Linked DNA regions of Homo sapiens: region 2 is linked to region 1. Evidence: chromatin loops called from intact Hi-C (ENCODE). Cell type or tissue: GM12878. All regions are shown on one strand. Each heading gives the region's core, and the rest is flanking DNA. Links, peaks and the distances in the headings are about the cores only. Region 1 overlaps LOC105373262 (a long non-coding RNA gene). Region 2 overlaps ADSS2 (adenylosuccinate synthase 2).

Region 1 (9,216 bases), core at 1,610-6,609:
GTGATAAGAAGAGGGAGGGCAGGCCCAGAGCCTTTCTTGGGGTTTTCTCAGGAAAGCATGGGTGAGGCAGGGTAAGGATGCAAAGTAAGTATAGTGTTGGATAGTTTGAATAATTTCAACTGGCTCTGGGCTACGGCTACGGGGTGATCCCCATTTGCCCAGTGACTGCCCTGGGGCAATTTAGGGCAAGGGGAATATTAGCTTGGTGTGTGAGAGTTTTTCTGTTTTTTGGTTTTTTTTTGAGGCAGGGTCTCACTATGTTGCCCAAGCTGGAGTGCAGTGGCTAACCACAGGCACAATCAGAGCACATGGCAGCCTCAAACTCCTGGGCTCAAGGGATCCTCCTGCCTCCGCCTCCCAAGTACCTGGGACTGCAGGCATGCACCACCATGCCAGGCTGGTGTGTGAGAGTCTGATAAAAGAGATGGCTGAGGGTGTGGCTCTGGATTGGCTGGTTTGTATATGAAATGCATGCTCACAGGGATGTCGCTTGCTATCCCTAGGAATTAGCTGGCCCTGGGAGCCTCTCCAGGATGAAGGCCCCAAATGCCAGAGCATTAAGAGTACAGAAAGTAAGAAAAAACAGTCAGTACCACCCCCAACCTCCCACCCTAACCCCACTCCCTGATTCTGCACTCTCAGAGCCCAGCCCTGTCTGCGCTCTGCTGGATCCTGCCCACTGAGGTAAGCTTGGCCCTGCAGCCCCTTCAGTGTATCGCTCTTTTTCTCCCTTCACAGGTCCCGCATCTCCCCAGGTGGGTTACAGAATATAGTTATTGGCCTAATGGTCAAGAGGGCAGGTAAGGACAGACCCTGAAGAGGGTGCCTGCTGTCTTGCAGGGACATGGCCGCTGCACTGTGTTCAAATAAATGGGGTGGGTGCTAGCCCTTAGTATGGAGGAGGGAGCCATTCCCTAGGCTCAAAGGGTTCTGGGGAATCAGGATTTTCAAGCACATGGACACAAGTGTTTCAATCTCATATCTCCAGGTTCCACTTTCTGCTCATCAGAGCCCCGACCTGGGCAAAGCAGACCTACCCAGGATGAGAGTTTAACACTTTCTAGAATTCTGCTACTCTTATGATTAAAAACTGGGCCTGATCCTCAGCTTTTTCTGCTCTCTGGTGACTGGAGATGGGGATTCCCTTATACGTTGCCAAGAAGGTCTCTGGTTTTCATACCTAGCTGGTGAGTTGTGCATTCACTGCCAGCCTTTCATTTTTCGAAGCGGCAGTTCCCCTGCAACAGTCATCCAATTCCACTGTCCTTCATTCCCCCCACGTTTCTCAAATGTCTAATACATTTCGATGGCTACTGTATTCCCCTCCACTCATTTGCCATCCAAATTCACTACTGGCAGAAGTTTTAACAATTGCACTGCTGCCTTTTCCTAGGGCTAGGCTGTGCCTCATCTACCAGCGGTTATGAAGTCCTCATTGCCAACCAGAAACACAGGTGACTCAGCTGCAGAATCCCATCTTAGCATCTGCTTTCTTGGAATATTACTTTTGAAATTAAGTTTTTAAAATTATCTGCAGAGGCAGGGTCTCCCTATGTTGCCCAGGCTGGTCTCAAACTCCTGGGCTCAAGCCCTCCTCCTGCCTCAGCCTCCCAAAGTGTTGGAATTGCAGGTGTGAGCCACTGCAGCAGGCCATGTTGAAATATCCTTGATATCACCAGTTACAGGTTGCTTCCTGGGGAAACAGGCTCTGAGATGGAAGTTAGCATGCAGGACGCCTGCTAGAGTGCTCTTGGGATTAACACCCCAGGAGAAAGGGTGACCTCAGCTGACCCCATGGGCCTTCAGAGTTGTCATGAGTTGGGGCACGGGGTCCGAGCCCTTATACCTCTGCAATGAACAGTCATCGGATACCGACTGCCCTCACAAGAGGACATGACCTTAAGCAAGAGGATCTCTGCAGCCAAGAGCAATTTCTGGAGAGGACAGACAGCTGAAGGCTGTCAGCCAGCAGCACTCCCAGAGTCCCTCAGATTTGCCGGGCAATCTGGATGGTGCACTACGCCTCCCACACCTTGCAATCTGGGCATGATTTATCTTAACGTACTCATCACCCATCAAGGTGCATGCTGCCTGCTTGGACATATAGTCTCTCTTTTATGATTATTTAAGCTGTACTTACATTTCATGCTTCATGGCAGAATTATTTAACTTAAGGGCCTTAAATATCAGGATTTGTGGTGGGCCCAAAAGGCAAGGAATGGCATGGGGAACACTGTCTCCCCATGGGTCGTTTTTCTAGAGACAAATGTACTAACCTAGATGGAATAATTCTCACACTGACTTTAGAACAGAATCTGTAAGTTCAGGGTACAGAAGGTTGATCATTTTGGTTAGAAATACTTGAGAGGGGCCAGGCACGGTGGCTCACGCCTGTAATCTCAGTACTTTGGGAGGCCGAGGTGGGTGGATCACGAGGTCAGGAGATCGAGACCATCCTGGCTAACACGGTGAAATCCCGTCTCTATGAAAAATACAAAAAATTAGCCGGGCGTGGTGGCGGGTGCCTGTAGTCCCAGCTACTCGGGAGGCTGAGGCAGGAGAATGGTGTGAACCCAGGAGGCGGAGCTTGCAGTGAGCCGAGATCGTGCCACTGCACTCCAGCCTGGGCAACAGAGCGAGACTCCATCTCAAAAAAAAAAAAAAAAAAGAAAGAAATACATGAGAGGGATTGTTGGATAATCCTACTCACCACGAATCTGGAAGAACGATGTGACACTGCATTAAATTTAACATTTCACCTTGGTAGCTATGCCAATCACTTGGTAAGTTAGTTACCATTTGAGGTTCCAAAAGTAGGTAAAAAGTGAATGAGCCAGGCTCAGTGGCCGAGGCTGAGGCAGGAGGATCACGTGAGGCCAGGAGTTTAAGACTAGCCTGGGCAACACAGCAAGACCCCATCTCTTAAAAAAAAGAATGAAACCACCCTTCAACCATTCTGGTTCTATTCATAAAAGAGTTTTGTGGGGAGGGATAGTTCCTTTTCACAGAGGGCACTGATTAAAAAGCATTGATCAATAATCAATGATTATTCATTTATTCATTTCGGACCTGGCTAGGCCTTAACGGTATTTTTTACAGGAAGTCTTTGCCACAGAGGAATTTGGCCTATGATTTCACAGCCACTGATAGGGCGTCCAGGTTGCTTGGTTTCAGTTGGGCTAGGCCATCCCAGGTGTGAATAAAAAGAAATGGTCTCAAAGTTCAGCCTAAACCCATGGGCCGTGAGGCTGCACGGGGCCATTTTCACTCCCAAGACTGGAATACTGTGTGTATGGGAGCCATTGTCCGTCATGGTCTACAGCGATTCCAGTGCCTGCAGTTGGACTGATGTTCCCAGGGTGCTCAGTGCAGTTAACATCAGCCTGTGTGCAGGGAAGCCCAGAGAGGAGGCCTGAGTTTGTGGTTTGGGGTTTTGTTTTGTTTTGTTTCATTTTGCTTTTAAGTCAGAAGAAAAATAAATCAATTTTTTAATTAAATGTTATCACTACAAGAGTGTAGTAATCTGCTTAAGACTACCTTGTGATTTCCCTCTCTCCCAAGGTTCTTAACAGTAAAAGAACATTGGTTTTTGAAGATAGAAAAGAGAGGGAGGTCTAGGTTGTGAGTTGCATGAATCCCATTTGCACATTCTTATGCCTCTGAGGTACAGAGGCGTTTGTACTTGAGGGTGGCAAGATTTAACAAATAAAAATACAGGTGCCAATATTTAATTCAAATTAAACTTGAATTTCACATAAATAATGAACAAGTTTTGGCATAAGTATATCAAATAAAAGTTTAACAAATATTTAACAAATAAAAATTTAACAAATAAAAATACGGGTGCCAATATTTAATTCAAATTAAACTTGAATTTCACATAAATAATGAACAAGTTTTGGCATAAGTATATCCCAAATACTGCATGGCATCGTGCAGAGTGTGTTCCAGATCTTGCAGGGGCCTGTATTTTATCTGGCAACTCTATTGTCTTTTCAAGTGAAAACTGTGTGGTTATGCAAAGGACCTTGCAAGGCGAGGGGACCAGCAATTTGCCTGCCCATGACAATCTGAAAAGGGGTAGTGAGCTCCAAGAACTGTGATAGGAGGGATAACAAAGAGGAAGACAGCTCAACAAAATCAAACCATCTCGTCAAATACAAATAAATGTAAAAGGGAGTTTACAAAATTCTATCAGTCAAAACACACTGATAGAATTGAGTTGGCAGACAACTGAAACAACATGCAATTGACGGCTTACAATGAACAAGCCATGATTTACAGTCCAAGAGGAGCAGGATGAGGCACGATGGTGGTGGCCATGTTGATTTCCGGTGAGAAATGGAGGAAGTTAATGTTGGCCTGTGGTTTTAGAATTTGTAAAGGTTGAGCAAGCCTCCACTGTGATGACTTTACTCTCTGTGGGAAGACTGTTGCTCCATGAGAGAGGCCCTGACTCAGTGCAGAAGGGAGATGAGAAGAAGAATATAAAAGACATTAAGAAATGACAGCCCTGAGGAAGGCAATCATGACATCCAACCTACAAATCCTCTGAAAACTTAAACTTGCCTTCCCCGGCCAGGACGCAGGCCAATGTATATTCACACACATCAGGGGTTTCCCTGATTTCTAAGTCCCTGAAGAGGCTCGGTGGTGTTCTCAGTTCTAGGTGTGATTTGACAAATTTCTAATGAGAAAATTATACATGAAAGTGTTATTTTTGACCATAAGCAGTGGTTTATGCCTGTATTCCCAGTGCTTTGGGAGGCTGAGGTGGGAGGATTGCTTGAGGCTGGCCAGGAGTTCCAGACCAGACTGAGCAACAAAACCCCGTCTCTACAAAAAACTAAAAATAAAACGTGAGGTGGGGCACAGTGGCTCATGCCTGTAGTCCCAGCACTTTGGGAGGCTGAGGCAGGTGGACTGTTTGAGCCCAGGAGCTCAAGACCAGCCTGGGCAACATAGTGAGACCCCCACCTCTAAAAAAAATAATAATACAAAAATCAGCTTGGCATAGTGGTGCATGCCTCTAGTCCCAGCTACTTGGGAGGCTGAGGTGGGAGGATCACTCGAGCCGGGAAGGTCAAGGCTGCAGTGAGCCAAGATCACACCACTGCACTCCAGCCTGAGACACAGAGCAAGACCCTATCTCAAAAATAAAATAAAATAAAAATTAGCCAGGCATGATGGTACATGCTGAGGAGGCTGAGACTGGAGGATCACTTGTGGCCAGGAATTGGAGGCTGCAGTAAGCTGTGATCGTGCCACTGCACTCTAGCCTGGGCAACAGAGTGAGACCCTGTCTCTTTAAAAAAAAAAGCGTTATTTTAAAAAAAGCTCTTGCACCTCAGTTTTTATTATTTGCAAATCCCTACTTCACTCTGACTTTTGATCACAAACTTTCAATGCATTGAATATAGAATCTAATTCAGAAGAACAAGTTCTGTGACCTTGGCAAGTCACTGCTGTTTCCTTGGTTTCTGTCTCTAAAACACAGGGGGATGGACCAGCTGATTATAAGGTAGCGTCCATCAGCCTGGCTAACATGGTGAAAACCCATTTCTACTAAAAATACAAAAATTAGCCTGATGTGGTGGTGTGTGCCTGTAATCCCAGCTACTCGGGAGGCTGAAGCAGGAGAATCACTTAAACCTGGAAGGCGGAGGTTGCAGTTAGCTGAGATCACGCCACTGCTGCACCCCAGCCTGGGTGAGGCCTGAGGTGAGACTCTGTCTCAAAAAAATTTAAAAAATTAGAAAAAAATTTGTGTCTAACATGCTCTTCTATGACTCCATGATTATGGAAAGTGTATTTTCTGATGGCCCAGTCTACATTTAGGAGAGGATATTCAACCTTTTTATTTATTATTTATTTATTTATTTTAATTTTTTTGAGATGGAGTCTCGCTCTGTTTCTCAGGCTGGAGTGCAGCAGCGCCATCTCAGCTCACTGCAACCTCCGCCTTCTGGGTTCAAGTGACACTCCTGCCTCAGCCTCCTGAGTAGCTGGGATTACAGGTATCCACCACCACATCTGGCTAGTATTTTTAGTAGAGATGGGGTTTTGCCATGTTGGCCAGGCTGGTCTTGAACTCCTGACATCAAGTGATCTGCCCGCTTAGGCCTCCCAAAGTGCTGGGATTACAGGCATTAGCCACCGTGCCCGGCCTCAATCTTTCTATTTAAAAGCGTCATTATTCCTTATTCAGAAAATAGGGTGATAACTGTAGCACCTTCCAAGTACAACCATAAATAGGATATTACCAGAAAGTGATTACGGCATGAAGAATTCTAAAATGGTCCCCATGATCTCTGTCCCCTAGTATTATCCTCAGGTTATATAGCAAGGATGAAGGACTTTTGCAGATGTTCCATCAGAATCACTGATGAATGCAATTCTGCCCTTTGCATTTCATCCCTTTGGCATAAGGCCCAGATGCAAATAAAGCTAGTGAAGAAAGTAATAGGTAAACCTTGCAAGTCATTCATTCTTCACTGTGGATAAGGTTCCAGGTGACTTTAAATTAACCAAAAGAATATCCTGAGCAGGCCTGACTTAATCATTGGAAGTCCTTTGGAAGAGGAGAACTGGGCACGGTGGCTCAAGCCTGTAGTCCCAGCACTTTGGGAGGCTGAGGCAGGGGGATCACCAGAGGTCAGGAGTTCGAGTCCAGCCTGGCCAACATGGTGAAACCCTGTCTCTACTAAAAATACAAAAATTAACCAGGCATGGTGGCACACGCCTGTAATCCCAGCTACTTGGGAGGCTGAGGCAGGAGAATTGCTTGAACCTGGGAGGCAGAGGTTACAGTGAGCCAAGATTGCACTATTGCACTCAAGCCTGGGCAACAAGAGTGAGACTCTGTCTCAAAAAAAAAAAGAAGAGGGCTGAAGATTTCCCTGGGGTCAACCCTCCTGCTGGCCTTGAAGAAGCACAGCACTGTATGTTCTACAGCTGCAAGGAAATGAATTCTATTAACAAGCTGAATGAAGCAGATTCATCCCCAGTTGATCCTCCAGATGAGAACTGCCACCTGGCCAACACATTGACTACAGCTTTGTGACACCCTGAGCAGAGGATCCTGCTAAGATATGCCTGGATTCCTGACCGATTGAAACTGTAAGATAATATATATGTTGTTTTAAGGGAAAAATAACAAATAGAAATAAACGTGTTATTATCATTCACAAATCTGGGTAATGTTCCTTGTGTGGGAAAATAGAAACATAAAGTAAAACACCTTAAAAGAAATGACTTTCAACTCTCTCTCTACCTTCTCTAGATTTTCTCTGTTCCTAGGTTTGGTTGGACTCTGGGGTTTTTAGGAGAGACCCACTAAGACTGGAAGCAGTATTTGTACAAAACCATAGCTCTTAATAATCCACACCAGCATAATTTCTCACTTGAATTCTTTTCCTTTTTCCTCTTGCACTTAGGCCAGTTGAACCGGTTTGCCCAGCTTGGAATTATTCATAAATTTTTGATTAGCTTTTGAGAAGGCATTTAAAAAGCAGTAGCAAGACGGACGGTGGAAAGACTGGACAAGACCACCTTTAAGTGTGGAGAATATCCACTGTCCAAACTCTGCGGCAATCAGAGGAACATTGGTAGTGAACCATTCAAAAAACTCATGAATCAGAGATGATGGCTACAGAAGCACATTTATTTATTCAAACATTTCTTTAGTGGTTTTAAAAACAAAGTTTGTTTTCTAGTTGGAGAACATACCACAACTATGACTCAGTCCTGACTCAGAGCTTCCTGACCAGTCGACTTTTAGGAGAGAAAAAAACAATTCAGGCTGGTGAAGGCGGAGTCACATTGATTTGGCTTCCACAAACCTGATTAAAGCAGCCTTCTTCCAACAGAAAGTGTGACTTTTCTTCATCATTTCCTTGTTTACTTTCTTTCTTTTATTTTTTTAAAAAGTACATCCCTTTTGGAGGAATTTCAAGAAAGTTTCAAAGTTGAGCCAAGTATGCTCCTTGTGCCCCCATTCCCACATCTATAAAATGATGAGGATTAAATAATCAAATCCATGAGGTGCTGAGAACAGTACCTGGGATAAAACAACTGGTCAACCAGTGTTTGCCATTATTAGTATTTTACTAAAAAGCTTGCCACGGTCTCTTTCTGGTCTCACTTTCCCGTACCCTCCAAACTACAGGCCCTACATGTCAGCCACACTATATGCCTTACATACTGGTTGTTGTTGTCGTTGTTGTTGTCGTTTTTTGAGACAGAGTCTTGCTCTGTCGCCCAGGCTGGAGTGCAATAGTGCAATCTTGGCTCACTGCAACCTCCACCTCCTGGGTTCAAGCGATTCTCCTCCCTCAGCCTCCCGAGTAGCTGGGGCTACATACAGGCACACACCACCAAGCCCAGCTAATTTTTATATTTTTAGTAGAGACGGAGTTTCACCATGTTGGCCAGGCTGGTCTCAAACTCCTGACCTCAGGTGATCCACCTGCCTCGGCCTCCCAAAGTGCTGGAATTATAGGCGTGAGCCACAGCACCTGGCCCATACTGGTTGTTAAAGGTTAAATCATGTCCTTCTCACCCTGGCCTTAAAAATAACGTACATGTTAAAGTTCTAACTCCCAGTACTCCAAAATGTGACCTTATTTGAAAGCCAGGTTGTTGCAGACATAATTAGTTGAGATGAGGTCAGTAGGATGGACACCTAACCCAATATGACTTTGGTCCTTATAAATAGGGAAAATTTGGACACAAAGACACACACACACATGGAGAAGACACCGTCAAGAAACACAGGGAGAACATCAGGTGAAGATGAGGGCGGAGATTGGGGTGATGCTCCCACAAGCCCAGGAACGCCAGAGATTGCCACCAAACCGCCAGAGCTGGAGGGTTGATGCTCCCACAAGCCAAGTAACGCCAGAGATTGCCACCAAACCACCAGAGCTGGGAGAGAGGCATGGAACAGATTGTCCCTTGCAGCCCTCAGAAGGGACGAATCCTCCTGCTGACACCTTGATCTTAGATTCCTAGCATCCAAAAATGAAAGAAATACCTGTTGTCTAAGCTTCCCAGTCTCTGGTACTTTGTTACAACAGCCCTAGCCAATGAATACACTTGTACATGGCTTAACTTTTCCCACCTCCATGTCTATAACCGTTCATTGCAAAAACCTCCCTCATTGCTGCCAGTGGAAAATTGATCCATATGTCAAATGCCTTGTTCGCCTGCTTAGAT
Region 2 (13,395 bases), core at 7,801-12,800, 87 kb after region 1:
TCCAAAGTTCTAAAGGCTGGAGGTGTGACTCACCTCTATGGGCCTACCCAAAGGCTCCCCTACCTGCCATTGACAGATCTGCTGGTCACATGGCCCAAGCGGCAGAGCAGCTTGCACAGCACCCTGGACCTGTTGCAGAGCCTTCTCTTGTCCTGGGCCCACTCAAAACTCACAGCTTTTCAGGTAACTCAGTAAACGGCCCAGCGTTAACACACCCAAATGAATATGTTGCCTCCAGAAATCCAAAGAGGCCCAGCAGGTATTGTGCCTCTTTCTTGGCTGTGGGAGGAGCCAGATGAAACAACTTAATCTTCACCTTAGAAAGGATATCTCTACCGAAACAAGCATATGAAAATATCTAGTATCAACTGAAATGTTTCTATTCCATTGTTGTAATTAACATCACGAATGGACTTCCTAAACTGATTACCCCACTGTGGGAACCAAATTGGATTCCTACTTTGTTGGACTCTTTCCTGATTTTAACAATTTACCATCCCATTCTCTGCTCTGCGATTTTTTAAAAGCTTATTCCATGTTCTGCAGCATTGTGATTGTATGCTGGCTACACTGCTTTCAGAATGCTCTTTCTCATGAAACAAATACATAAATTTGTTTAAAATGACATTCTCTCAAAAGAAAGAAAAGGAAAGAGAAAGAGAAACAGAAAGAAAGAAAGAAAGAAAAGAAAAAAAGAGAGAGAAAGGAAGGAAGGAAGGAAGAGAGAAAGAAAGAGATATCTCGACACCACACACCACTGGACCCCTAGAAATTTCACTGAGGTAAAGACCCCTGAATTTCAGTTGGATTTATTACCCACTCTTTGACATGGTAATGTCTTACCATATGTCTACAGTTATGGCTACTTCTTGCTCACTATGTCCAATCAGCAAAATGTCATCAAAGTAACGGACCAACGTGGTATCTTGTGGAAGGAAAGGGTGATCAAGATCCCCATGAACTAAATTATGACCTAGGGCTGGAGAGGTGATATGCCCCTGAGACAGGACAGTGAAGGTGCATTGCTGGTCATGTCACTGAAAGCAAGCTGCTTAGGGTGGGCCTTATGGAGAGGGATGGAGAAAAGGCATTTTCCAAGACAATAGCTGCATACCAGGTAGCAGGAGATGTGCTGATTTTCTCAAGCAATGACACATCTGGTACAGCAGCTGCAATTGGAGTCACCATCTGGTTAAGCTTATGATAATCCACTGTCATTCTCCAAGATCCATCTGTCTTCTGCACAGGCCAAATAGTGTTGAATGGGGATGTGGTGGGAATCACCACCCTGTCAGTTTCCTTAGGTAATGCAGGGTTTCCTCAGAGGAGAAAAGGCTGATATCACTGTGAGTGGGAATGCCACTGTCACTGGGTTTGGGGAAGGCACTTCCACTGGGATTGGGAGACACTGGCAAAAAAGACTCATCAGATTTTAGGGGCTCAATGTCTCCAGCTTTATCTAGGTCTTCCCAAACATCCCCATTTCAATTGACAGGATTCCACTATTTCCTAATTAATGTCCCCACTTTAAGAGCAGATGCCCTGGTGGTGGGTGCCTGTAGTCCCAGCTACTCGGGAGGCTGAGGCAGGAGAATGGCGTGAACCCAGGAGGCGGAGCTTGCAGTGAGCCGAGATCACGCCACTGCACTCCAGCCTGGGCGACAGAGCGAGACTCCGTCACAAAATAAAATAAACTAACCTAAACTAACCTAAACTAAACTAAACTAAAATAAACTAAAATAAACTAAAATAAACTAAACTAAAATAAAATAAAATAAAATAAAATAAAATAAAATAAATAAAATAAAAGAGCGGATGCCCTGTGGGGCTGGAAATTCAACATGCGCTGTAATTCATCAAGTCCCAGGATTTGACTCTCAGCAATTTCAGTGACATTAGGAGCAACCAACCAATGCTATTATACTCCTTAGTTTTCCAAAAATGTTTAAAAGTATCAGACACAGAACCCTTGAGGTCCCTTGCTTTTTTTTTTTTTTTTTTTTTTTTTTTTTTTTGAGAGGTAGTGTCTCGCTCTGTCGCCCAGGCTGGAGTACAGTGGCACAATCTCGGCTCACTGCAAGCTCCACCTCCCGGGTTCACACCATAATCCTGCCTCAGCCTCCTGAGTAGCTGGAACTACAGGCGCACGCTGCCACACTCAGCTAATTTTTTATATTTTAGTAGAGACGGGGTTTCACCGTGTTGCCCAGGCTGGTCTTGAACTCCTGAACTCAGGCAATCTGCCTGCCTCGGCCTCCCAAAGTGCTAGGATTACAGGCATAAGCCACCGTGCCCAGCCTCCTTGCTTCCTATAAGGAGTTGATTAGGAGTATCCAAGCATGGACTATTATCAGGGCTCTCTTTACTACTGGATACAGAATCATCAGCCCCTTTAAATCCAATCAGATTACCATTAAGAAAATATCTAAAATATATACACAAAGGAAAAGATTAGGAAATTAAACAAAACCCTACAAAAAAAAATCAGCTAAGGACAAAAGAATGCAGTATTTCAGAAGCCCCAGAAACAATTCAAAAAACTAATTCTTAGAACTTTCTTATTCTAGTACCATTCTTGGTACCAAAATCTGCATTAATTAGGGTTCTCCAAGGAAATAAAACTAATACAATGTGCGTATATATATACACATATACATATACATATATATATACACACACACACACACACACACATACACAAAGAGACTTATGAGGGATTGGCTCACATGAACACCATGCCTGGAAGGTCCCACAACCTACCATCTGCAAACTGGAGGCCCAGGAAAGCTGCTGGTGTAGTTCCAGTCCAAGCCAAAAGGCCTTACAACCAGGGGAGCCAATGGTGTTCAGTACCAGCCCAAATTCAAAGGCCAGAGAAGATGAATGTCCCAGCTCAAGCAGAGAGCAAATTCACTATTCCTCTGCCTTTTTGTTCTATTAAATATCTGGACACTCAACAGATTGGACGATGCCCATCCACATTGGTGAAGGCAATCTTTACAGTTCATTGATTCAAATGTTGATCTCTTCCAGAAACACCTTCATAGACACACCCAGAAACAAGGTTTTAACCTTGTTTCTGGGCATCCCTCATCCCAGTCAAGTTGACATATTACCATCATATCATAATTTGACATGAGATTTGTCAAAATAGTTACATCCATAAAATGCAAAAAAGCAATCTTCCTAATTTCCTTTAGAATTTCTTATTTGATCTGTTGGTTAAGAGTGTGTTGTTTAATTTCCACGTATTTGTGAATTTTCTAGTTTTGTTATAGATTTCTAGCTCCATTCCATTGTAATCAGAGAAGAATACTTTGTATGATTTCAGCATTTCTAAACTTGTTTTGTAACCTATCCTCTGTCCTGGACACTGTTCCATGTGCAATTGAGGAGATTGTGTATTTTTATTGTTGGGGGAAGTGTACTATTTATGATGTTAATCAAGTCCTCTATTTCCTTATTAATCTTCTAAATGTTCTAATAGTAATAATAATTTTTATTATTAAAATGGGGTATTGAAGTTTCTATTATTGTGGAACCATTTCTCCGTTCAAATCTGTCAGTGTTTGCTTCATATATTTTGGTGGGGCTCTGTTGCTTGCTGAGTATGAATATGTTTATAATTGTTACATCTTGTTGATGAATTGACCCTTTTATCAATAGGTAATTCCCTTCTTTGTCTCTTGTAACAGTTTTAAATGTAAAGTCTATTTTGTGTGATAACTTTTTCCATCCTTTCACTTTCAACCTATTTGTATCTTTGGATTAAAGTGAGTTGCTTGTAGATAGCATACAGTTGGATTATCTTTTATACCTAATTTCCTTCATTATTGCCTTCTTTTGTCCTTAGCTGATTTTTTTGTAGGGTTTTGTTTAAATTCCTTATCATTTCCTTTGTGTATATATTTTAGATATTTTCTTAATGGTTACCATGAAGATTACAATTAACATCCTAAATTTGTAACTATATTATTTTAATTGATACTAACTTAGCTTCAATAACACACAAAAACCCTGCTCCTATACAGCTCTTTCCTGACCTTATTGTTGTCACAAATTACATTTTTATGCAGTGTACCCAATAGCAAAAATTTGTAATTATTTTTTATGCATTTATCTATTAAATTGTGTAGAAAATAAAAAGTGGAGTTGCAAAACAGAAATACATTAATACTGGCTTTTACCTTTTTAGCTTTACTGGAGATCTTTATTTCTTCATTCAGCTTGAAGTTACTGGCTGGTTTCCTTTCATTTCAAACTGGGAGACTCCCTGTAGCTCTTTCCCTGTAGCTTTTTTTGTTTGTTTGTTTTTGAGACAGTCTTGCTTTGTCACCCAGGCTGGAGTGCAGTGGCACGATCTCAGCTCACTGCAACCTCCGCCTCCCGGGTTCAAGTGATTCTCCTGCAACCTCCGCCTCCCGGGTTCAACCGATTCTTCTGCCTCAGCCACCCTAGTAGCTGGGATTACAAGCACCCATCACCATGCCTCACTAATTTTTTTTGTATTTTTGGTAGAGACGGAGTTTCACCATGTTGGCCAGGCTGGTCTCAAACTCCTGGCTTCAAGTGATCCGTACACCTTGGCCTCCCAAAGTGTTGGAATTACAGGTGTGAGCCACTGCACCTGGACATGTAGCACTTCTTGACAGGAAAGGCCTATGGGTAATATTCTTCCTCCACTTTTGTTTATCTACTTATGTCTTAATTTCTCCTTCATATTTGAAGGATAATTTTGCCAAATATTCTTAGTTTTTTTCTTTTAGTACTTTAAGTAAATGTTATCCCATTTTTTTTTTCTGGCCTCTATGATTTTTGTAAGAAATCAGCTTTTAATCTTACTGAGGGTCCCTTGTACATGATGAATCACTTCTCTCTTGATGCTTTCAAGATGCTCCATCTTTGTCTTTCGACAGTTTGATTATGTGTCTCAGTGTAGATCTCTTTTGTGTTTATTCTACTTTGAATGCATTGAGCTTCTTGGATTTGTAGATTCATGCCTTTCATCAAATTTTGGAAGTTTCTGATGAATTATTTCTTCAAATATTCTTTCTGCCTCTTTCTGGGATTCCCGTAATGCATGTTGGTCCACTTGATGGTAGGGTTCCTTGGGCTTTGTTCACTTTTCTTCATTTTCCATTCTGCTCCTCAGACTGAATATTTTCAGTTGTCCTATCTTCAAGTTCACTGATTCTTACTTCTGCCTGCTCAAATCTTCTGAATGCCTCTAGCAAATTTTTTCATTTCAGTCACCATAATTTTCAGCTCCAGAATTTGTATTTGGTTCCCTTTTATCATTTCTCTTCTTGGATATTCTTGTGTTCATACATCATTTGCCTTTAGTTCCTTTAGTTCTTTAGTTTCCTTTAGTTCTCTGAGCATATTTGAGACAGTTGATTTAAAGTCCTTGTCTAGTAAGTCTGATGTATCATCTTTCTCAGGGATGGCTTTAGTCTTTTTCTTTTTTTTTTTCCTGTGAGTAGACCATACTTTCCTGTTTCTTTGTAGTTTGTTGCTGTTATTGAAAATGGACATTTGAATATTATAATGTGGAAACTCTGTAAATCAGTTTTTCTTTTCCCTAGGGTTTGCCGTTGATTGTTGAAGTCTAAGATTGTGTTACTGATTTTTCCAACCTTTTTTGTTTTTGCAAAAACTGTACTCCTTATTGTATTAGTTACTGAAGTCTCTGTTCCTTTAGTTTGTGTTCAACTAGTGCTTTGACAAAGATTTCCTTAAATACTAGGATTACACACACACACACACACACATGAGCTCTGGGCTCAGGGATTCCAACTCTGCCTCAGCCTTCTCTTCTTGCACTAAACTTAGAGATCAGCCGAAGGTGAGAGCTTAGGATCTTCTCAGGTCTTTTCTGGGCATGTGTCCTGCCCTGAGCATGTATATGGCTTTCTATATTCCCTAATATACACTTTTGAAAGACCTAATTTCTCAAATAAACTCTCCTCTGTTCTTCCTCCCAGGCTTTAGATTGTGTATATCATCTTTTGCTCCAAGCAGTTGTGGTTTTTTTGTTCTCCTTATAATGTTTCCAAGCAATGCTCACCACTTTTCCATCCTAGGTGAATTCTGAGTTAGATAAAACACAGATGGGCACTCTGTGTCAGCCCTTCAGGCAGCCACAGAGAGGTTAAAATAGAAAGACCACAATAATTTGCAAATAAGGTCTGCTCTGCTCCCTTTAGAACCAGAGACCAGGGTCCCACACTGGCAATGCAGGTTGCTTTCTTCAAGATTGCCATTGACCTGGAAAGGGGATGGGCAAGGACAAGTAAAAACACCACACAGCTTTCCTACCATTTTTAATTTGCCTTTTTCTTTATCTATTGTTTACCTGACTGATGTAAACCTGTGTTTTCCAGAGTTCTGACAAAGTTCATTCTGATAGTTCCTATTTGTTTTTTGATGATTCTGTGGAGAAATGGGTGTTTGGAGCTAAAACTCTGCCATTTTTCTGATGCCAGCCCCAAAATTTATATCAAACGCAAAAGACCCAGAATAGCAAAATCAATCTTGAAAAGAACAAAGCTGGAGGGCTTGTACTCCTGAATTTCAAAACATGCTATAAAGCCACAGTATCAAAACACTGTGGTGCTGGTATAAGAACAGAGGGGCAAAGGCATTTCAATGGGAAAAGAATAGTATTTTCAACTAACGGTGCGAGGACAAGTAAATATCTACACACAAGGAGATACACTTAAGGCTTTTACCTCGCATCACATGAAAATTAACTCAACATGGATCACAGATGATTTTGTGAAATGGTCTTTCACACGTGAAAGTTTAAACTATACATTTTTTTAAAACATCAAATGAAACTTTTAATGACCTTGGATTGGCAGATTCCTTAAATGTGACACCAAAAACAACCTAGGTAAGGAAAAACTGATAAGTTGGATTTGACCAAAATTTAAAACTTTTGCACTTCAAAAAACATCACCAAGACAATGAAATGGCAAGCCACAGACTAGAAAAAAAATTTGCAAATTATGTCTAATACAGAATCTGTATCCAGAATGTATAATGACTTCTTATATAATTAAAACAACCAATTTAAAAATGGGCAAAATATCTGAATAAACATCACCAAGGATATATAAATAGACATAAAAAAATGCTCAAACATCATTAGTCATATTAGGGAAACACAAATTAAAACAAGAAACCAACGGTTCATACCCACTAGAAAGGTTATAATCAAAAGATACACAATGACAAGTATTGATGAGGATGTGAAGAAATGGAAATCCTTATACATTGTTGGGGGGAATGTAAAGTGATGTAGTCACTTTGGAAATTTCTTTTAAACATTAAACATAAATGTATGATCTGACCCAGAGATTCCATTCCTAGGTATCTACCTAAGAGAAACAAAAACCTATGTCCACACAAAGACTTAAATGCAAATGCTCACAGCAGTACTATCACAATATAAAAAAAAACCCTGAAAATAACTCAAGTGTCTATGAACAGATGAATGAAGAAAATGTGGTATATCCATATAATAGAATACTATTCAGCATTAAAAAGGAATGAAGCACATGGTATTGTCTCAAAAGATATTTAAAAAACCAGCCAGATGCAAAAAGATTAAATATTGTGATTTCATTTATGTGAAATGTCCAAGAAAGGCAACTCTATTGAGACAAAAAGTAGACTTGTGAGGTTGGGTGTGGGAATGGGAGTGACTACAAATGGGCAGGAGGAATCTTTAGGGTGGGATGGAAATGTTCTAAAATTACACAGTAGTGACAGTTGCATAATTCTGTAAATTCACTATGTCACTGAATTGTATCCTTAAAATAGACAAATGTTACAGTGTCTAAATCATACTTCAATAAAGTTGTTTAAATAAACATTATATGCATGTATCACCACTTTGATAAAAAATAAAATGACAAAGCCAGAAAAAAGTCTAAGAAAGGTGAAAGAAGACTGATGGATGCTGTGTATAAAGGTCACCCAGATCTTTTCTTCTCAGGTAGATTCTAGAAAGATGGACGCTATTCTACAAAAACATCTAGGCTAATGGTTGTTGGTGTTTCCAAGCAAAATTACTTTTCAACCTTAAGAGAAAAAAGCAGTGGGCAACAAGTTACAAAGCCAATAATCTCTTCTTTCCCTACATTCTGGAAGCATTTTCCAAACAGGCAATCTTTTAGCTTGTACAGTATATGACTCTGGTATCTAATGATAGCATATTCTTTCATTTATAATATCGGTATTTGTGTCAGTGTGGATGTTCATATGGTTTCTAAAGACCAGGCCTGTAAAATGATGTCAAATGTCAACATCTCAATTATCCTTCCCCAAAAGTATACTGACCATGATTTACACTGTGGATTCCTAAAACTATTAATCACTGAATGTACTCAGTTCTCAGGTACATTTGAAACAGCAATTTATTCTCAATAACTGCTATAACTCATTTCTTTCTTTTTTTTAATTTTTTTTTTGAGACGGAGTCTCACTCTGTCGCCCAGGCTGGAGTGCAGTGGCACAATCTCGGCTCACTGCAAGCTCCGCCTCCTGGGTTCACGCCATTCTCCTGCCTCAGCCCCGCCCCGAGTAGCTGGGGCTACAGGAGTCTGCCACCACGCCCGGCTAATTTTTTGTATTTTTAGTAGAGACGGGGGTTTCACCATTTTAGACAGGATGGTCTCCACCTCTTGACCTTGTGATCCACCTGCCTCGGCCTCCCAAAGTGCTGGGATTACAGGCGTGAGCCACCGCACCCGGCCTATAACTCATTTCTTAAAAATAATTTAAAAAAACTATATGCTCTTAAAAATATAAACAGTACAAAAATATTTAAAGAAAACTTCAAGTTCTCTCCTAGTGACCAACGTTAACCATTTGATATACACCCTTGCATATTTTGTCCTTGGTTTAGACCAACAAATATACACAGTTTTATATTTTATTCCCTCCTCTCTTCCAGTTCATAGAATACCATCTTATGCTATTAACAGACCTTGACATTGTTTTCAATTACATATGAAATAGGGCTGCCTTTTTCTTTTTTAAAAATGTATTTTTTTTTTCTGAGATAGTCTCACTCTGTCACCCCAGGCTGAAGTACGGTGGCACGATCTCAGCTCACTGCAACCTCCGCCCCCAGGTTTAAGTGATTCTCCTGCCTCAGCCTCCCAAGTAGGTGGGATTACAGATGCCTGCCACCATACCCAGCTAATTTTTGTATTTTTAGTAGAGATGGGGTTTCACCATGTTGGCCAGGCTGGTATCGAACTCCTGACCCCAGGTGATCCACCCATCTGTCTCAGCCTCCCAAGTGCTGGGATTACAGGTGTGAGCAACCATGCCCGGCCTTCTTTTTTCTTTTTGTAATGTGATTGCTGGTGGGTCAAAGGATTTGCAAATACAAATTTTAACCGATATTGCCAAATTGCTTCCCCTACAGATTGTAGTAATTCACACTGTAACCAGCAGTTTGTGAAAGTATCTATTTCTCCACATTCTTGATAGCACTGATCTTTTCATATTTACCAATCTGAGATGAGAAGTGGTTTCTCATTGTTAAGTTATATTTTTTTTATCTATAGCGAAAGGTGGAGGTGGATACTTTCCATGTTTTGGGCCATTGATACTTCTTTTTCTGTGGATTGCTTGATATATATTAATTTTTTGTCCATTTTTCTATTACTTGTCACTTTATTCGCTCTTTGTACATTAGGGATATGCGCTGAAATATTTTTTCCCAAGTTTGTTTTCTCAGGCTTTAAAAAAAACTTTGCTCATAATACTATATATATATTTTATATACATATAGTATTTATATATACATAAACTCAGTTCAATCCGAACATTTTTTCCTTAGGTTCCTGAGTTTGCTGTTTTTATGAAGGCGGCTTTCCCTAAGATTAGATAAGCCTGTGTTAAGTTCCCAAATATGCTTGCATCTATTTCTGGAATGTCTATTCCATTTCTCTTATGTATTCTTTCTCATAGCAATGCTATATATTTTTATTACAGTAGCTGTGTAATGTTCTAACATCTGGCAGGACAAAGACTCCTCTCTCAACATATTACTTTCTCAAAAATGCCTCAGATATTCTTGCATCCCTATTCAACTATATTCATTAATTAGTATATTAAAAATATGTACTAAATAGGCCCTCTTCCCATTTCAGTGTCTTGTTCTGCCACGCAGTTTCCATCTACTGAGTTTTGAAATTTAGAGCATACAGTTTTAGCAATTTTCCTGTGCTCCCATTAGGGCCTTCTTAAGCGTAATACAGTAGTCTCTCCCCCATCTGTGGTTTCATTTTCGTTGGTTTTAGTTACTGGAGGCCAAACCTGCCCCAAAAATATTACATTGAAAATTCCAAAAATAATTTATGAGTTTCAAATTGCAAGCAGCTCTCAGTACCATAATGAGACATCAGGCCATCCTTCTCTGTCCTGCCCAGAATGTCAATCATCCCTTTGTCCTGTGTCTCCACACTGTCTGCAATACCTGCCTGTTAGTCACTTAGTAGCTGTCTCAGTTATCAGATCGAGTGGTTATCAGACCGACTGCCTGGTATCTCAGTGGTTGTGTCCAAGGAACCCTTATTTTACTAAAGAGTGGCCCCAAAGCACAAGAATAGTGATGCTGGCAATTCAGGTGTGCCAAAGGGAAGCTGTAAAGTACTCATTTCAAGTGAAAAGGTGGAAGTTCTACTGAAGGAAATAAAGACAAATCATATGCTGATGTTGCTAAGATTTACAATAAGAACAAATCTGTGAAATTTTGAAGGAGGAAGAAGAAATTCACGCTAGTTTTGCTGTCACACCTCAAACTGCAAAAGCTGTGGCCACGGTGCATGACAAGTGCTTAGTTAAGATGGAAAAGGCATTCCATTTATGGGTGGAAGATACCAACAGAAAACATCTTAATATTAACGGCAATGTGTCACTCCAGAAAGCACTGAGCCCATGCAAAGACTTCAGCAAGGAATCCCTTGAAATGAGTGACACCAAGCCATTACACAGACGGCCAACAGTAGCCCATCGCCACATCACAATGCCTACATCACCTCACTGCATCTCATCGCGGAGGCACTGTAGCATCTCCCATGATCACAAGAAGGGGAAATACAGTACAATAGAGGATATTTTGAGAGAGAGACACATTCACATAATTTTTATTACAGTATATTGTTATAATTGTTCTACTTTATTATGTTATTAATCTCTTACTATGCCTCATTTATAAATTACACTTTATCACAGGTATGTATTGGAAAAAACAGTATATATATGATTTGGTACTACTACCCACAGTTTTAGGCATCCACTGGGGGTCTTTGAACATATCTCTCATGGATAAGGGGGGAACTACTGTATGTCTTGTATTATATTATAGTCTTCTTCTTTCATGTAAAACATGGGTTTTGGCCAGGTATGGTGGCTCATGCCTATAAAATAAAGGCATGGTGGCATATGACTGCAATCCCAACTACTCAGGAGTCTGAGGCAGGAGAATCGATTGAACCCGGGAGGCGGAGGTTGCAGTGAGCTGAGATCACACCACTGCACTCCAGCCTGGGTGACAGAGCGAGACTCTGCCTCAAAAAAAAAAATAAAAAGAAGAAAACACAAAAAAACCCCCCATGATTTTACTCCTTGAATTTACTGCTAAGCTAATCAATCTCATCAGCCCCTCACTCATTTTGTTTAGTTGCTCCAACTTTCCAAATTCTTTCCAGCCTCTGGGCCTTTGTACAGTACATGTCCCTCTGTCTGCTCTGTACGCATCTGCTTGGTCTGTTTAGACATTATTTCCATTAATGGCCTTCTCCAACCCCTGCTAAATTAAGACTAGATTCTCATTCATCAGACCTTGTACTTTTCTACTGCAGCATGTAACTACTGTTTATAAATCTCTATTTGGTTACCATGCTGTCCCCCACTACATTAAGTTTCAGGAAGACTGTGCTCCTGTCACCACTGCATACCCAATACCTAGGAAGAGTCTAACACATATACTTGAAAAGGAGAATGAGTTCTTTGTATCTGTCTCTGAACCATTACTAAAAATACATTTTAACAGTGCAATACTTGCAACCAAGATAAGAATGCAGACTTTAAAAGCCCATTCATTCTCTATTAAACAGAAATTATATATTCATTATAAATTATTTTTACATGTAAGTCATTACTATCAGTAATTGGCTTGTAGGATAATCTGTATTGTTCTTTATACTTATTGAGTCTAACGATACTGCTCCTATTTGAGAATTTTTCTTGAACTAAGTATTACACTACAGAGATAAAGCTCCTTCCTATATACTATTACTAACCTCTCTTAGTAGAACAAAAACACAATACGCAAAGCATACTAGAAATATTTGGTTCTTTTAATCAGCTATTCATGGTGTAATAAAATAAATTTAAGTGGCACCTAATTTAACATTTAAAATAGTTCATTAAAAGATAATCTACAAAACAATGTTATGCCTAATTGTCAAAATAACACCTTTTTTTTTTCAAGAAAGGAGAAATAAAGGCATAATCAAAATTATGGCTAACAACGTGGGTTCATTTTGACACTTACAGATGATTCTGTAGGCATATCGGCAGGCACGATGTTGAAAACCAATCCACTAGATTTAAAATTAATGGTAAGATAAAAAAGAAAAGATACACATTTCAGAGGTAATGTTTGAAATTAAAGAAAAATATCCACCATATATTACAACAGATCTTTTAATGACTATTTTTAACATAAAGATTGTTGTTTTGGGAAACATCTATTCTCTTTGAACATTTCACTAAATTTTCAATGTATTAAATAACTGACAGAAATAAGTTCTGTGTTCTGTACAAATTAAAGGTCCCATGAATACATAACCCCCTCCCAGCCCCACCAAAGCTCAATTTTGCATGGTTTCAGCAGAAAATAGACAGCCCAAAATTTAAACAGAATTCATAGCATTACAAAAGTTTACAGAACCCCTATGTTTTCATCATTTGTTTCTAACAACAAAGATTACAATGACAGAACTGAATGATCAGAATGTAAAAATATTTGTGCAAAACTGCATTAATTGTTCTTACCATCTAATAGGGGTAAAACTTAAGAACACGCAATGACAATAATGAAGAAAAACTACATTAAAAGTAATTCTACTTTTGATATCAAACAACATGGATTATACTATTACTAAACATTGAAAAAAAAAACGTGGCACCATGAGAGCAGCAGGAGCAACAAATGATTTGGCAATTCCAGCTAAAGAAAGCTGACACTGGAATATGCCAAAGTTAATCTCCACAGTAGGCATCCATCTGAAAAGACTGGAAACAACTGTAGGGCTTCAAACTTACTTCAGTGTCTTTATTCTTGAATTTGCAGGTCATAAATGAAAT

The links. Hi-C counts contacts between places; a loop is a spot of excess contacts. Peaks named below come from ENCODE experiments on the same cell type or tissue, not always from the same donor. Only the 100,000 strongest peaks of a DNase experiment are listed, where the experiment ranks them.
Region 2: it touches region 1 in a loop (2.3-fold over the local background); 7 of 110 quality-filtered maps call a loop at or near these places.

The regions. Positions count from the first base shown.
Region 1 is chr1:244,315,424-244,324,639 of GRCh38, forward strand. The region is part of intron 1 of LOC105373262 (a long non-coding RNA gene); the gene reads right to left. Among named protein-coding and RNA genes, the nearest start is that of SPMIP3, 33 kb to the right of the region's middle. RefSeq lists enhancers at 4,109-4,518, 7,952-8,910. In GM12878, for the core only: no CTCF peak of the experiment used is centred there; a DNase peak (open chromatin) is centred at 4,248; H3K4me3 peaks cover 884 bases; H3K27ac peaks cover 2,767 bases.
Region 2 is chr1:244,396,132-244,409,526 of GRCh38, forward strand. It overlaps ADSS2 (adenylosuccinate synthase 2), which reads right to left. Exons shown (of 13, transcript NM_001126.5): 13 at 12,363-13,395. Among named protein-coding and RNA genes, the nearest start is that of ADSS2, 49 kb to the right of the region's middle. In GM12878, for the core only: no CTCF peak of the experiment used is centred there; a DNase peak (open chromatin) is centred at 10,420; H3K4me3 peaks cover 482 bases; H3K27ac peaks cover 275 bases.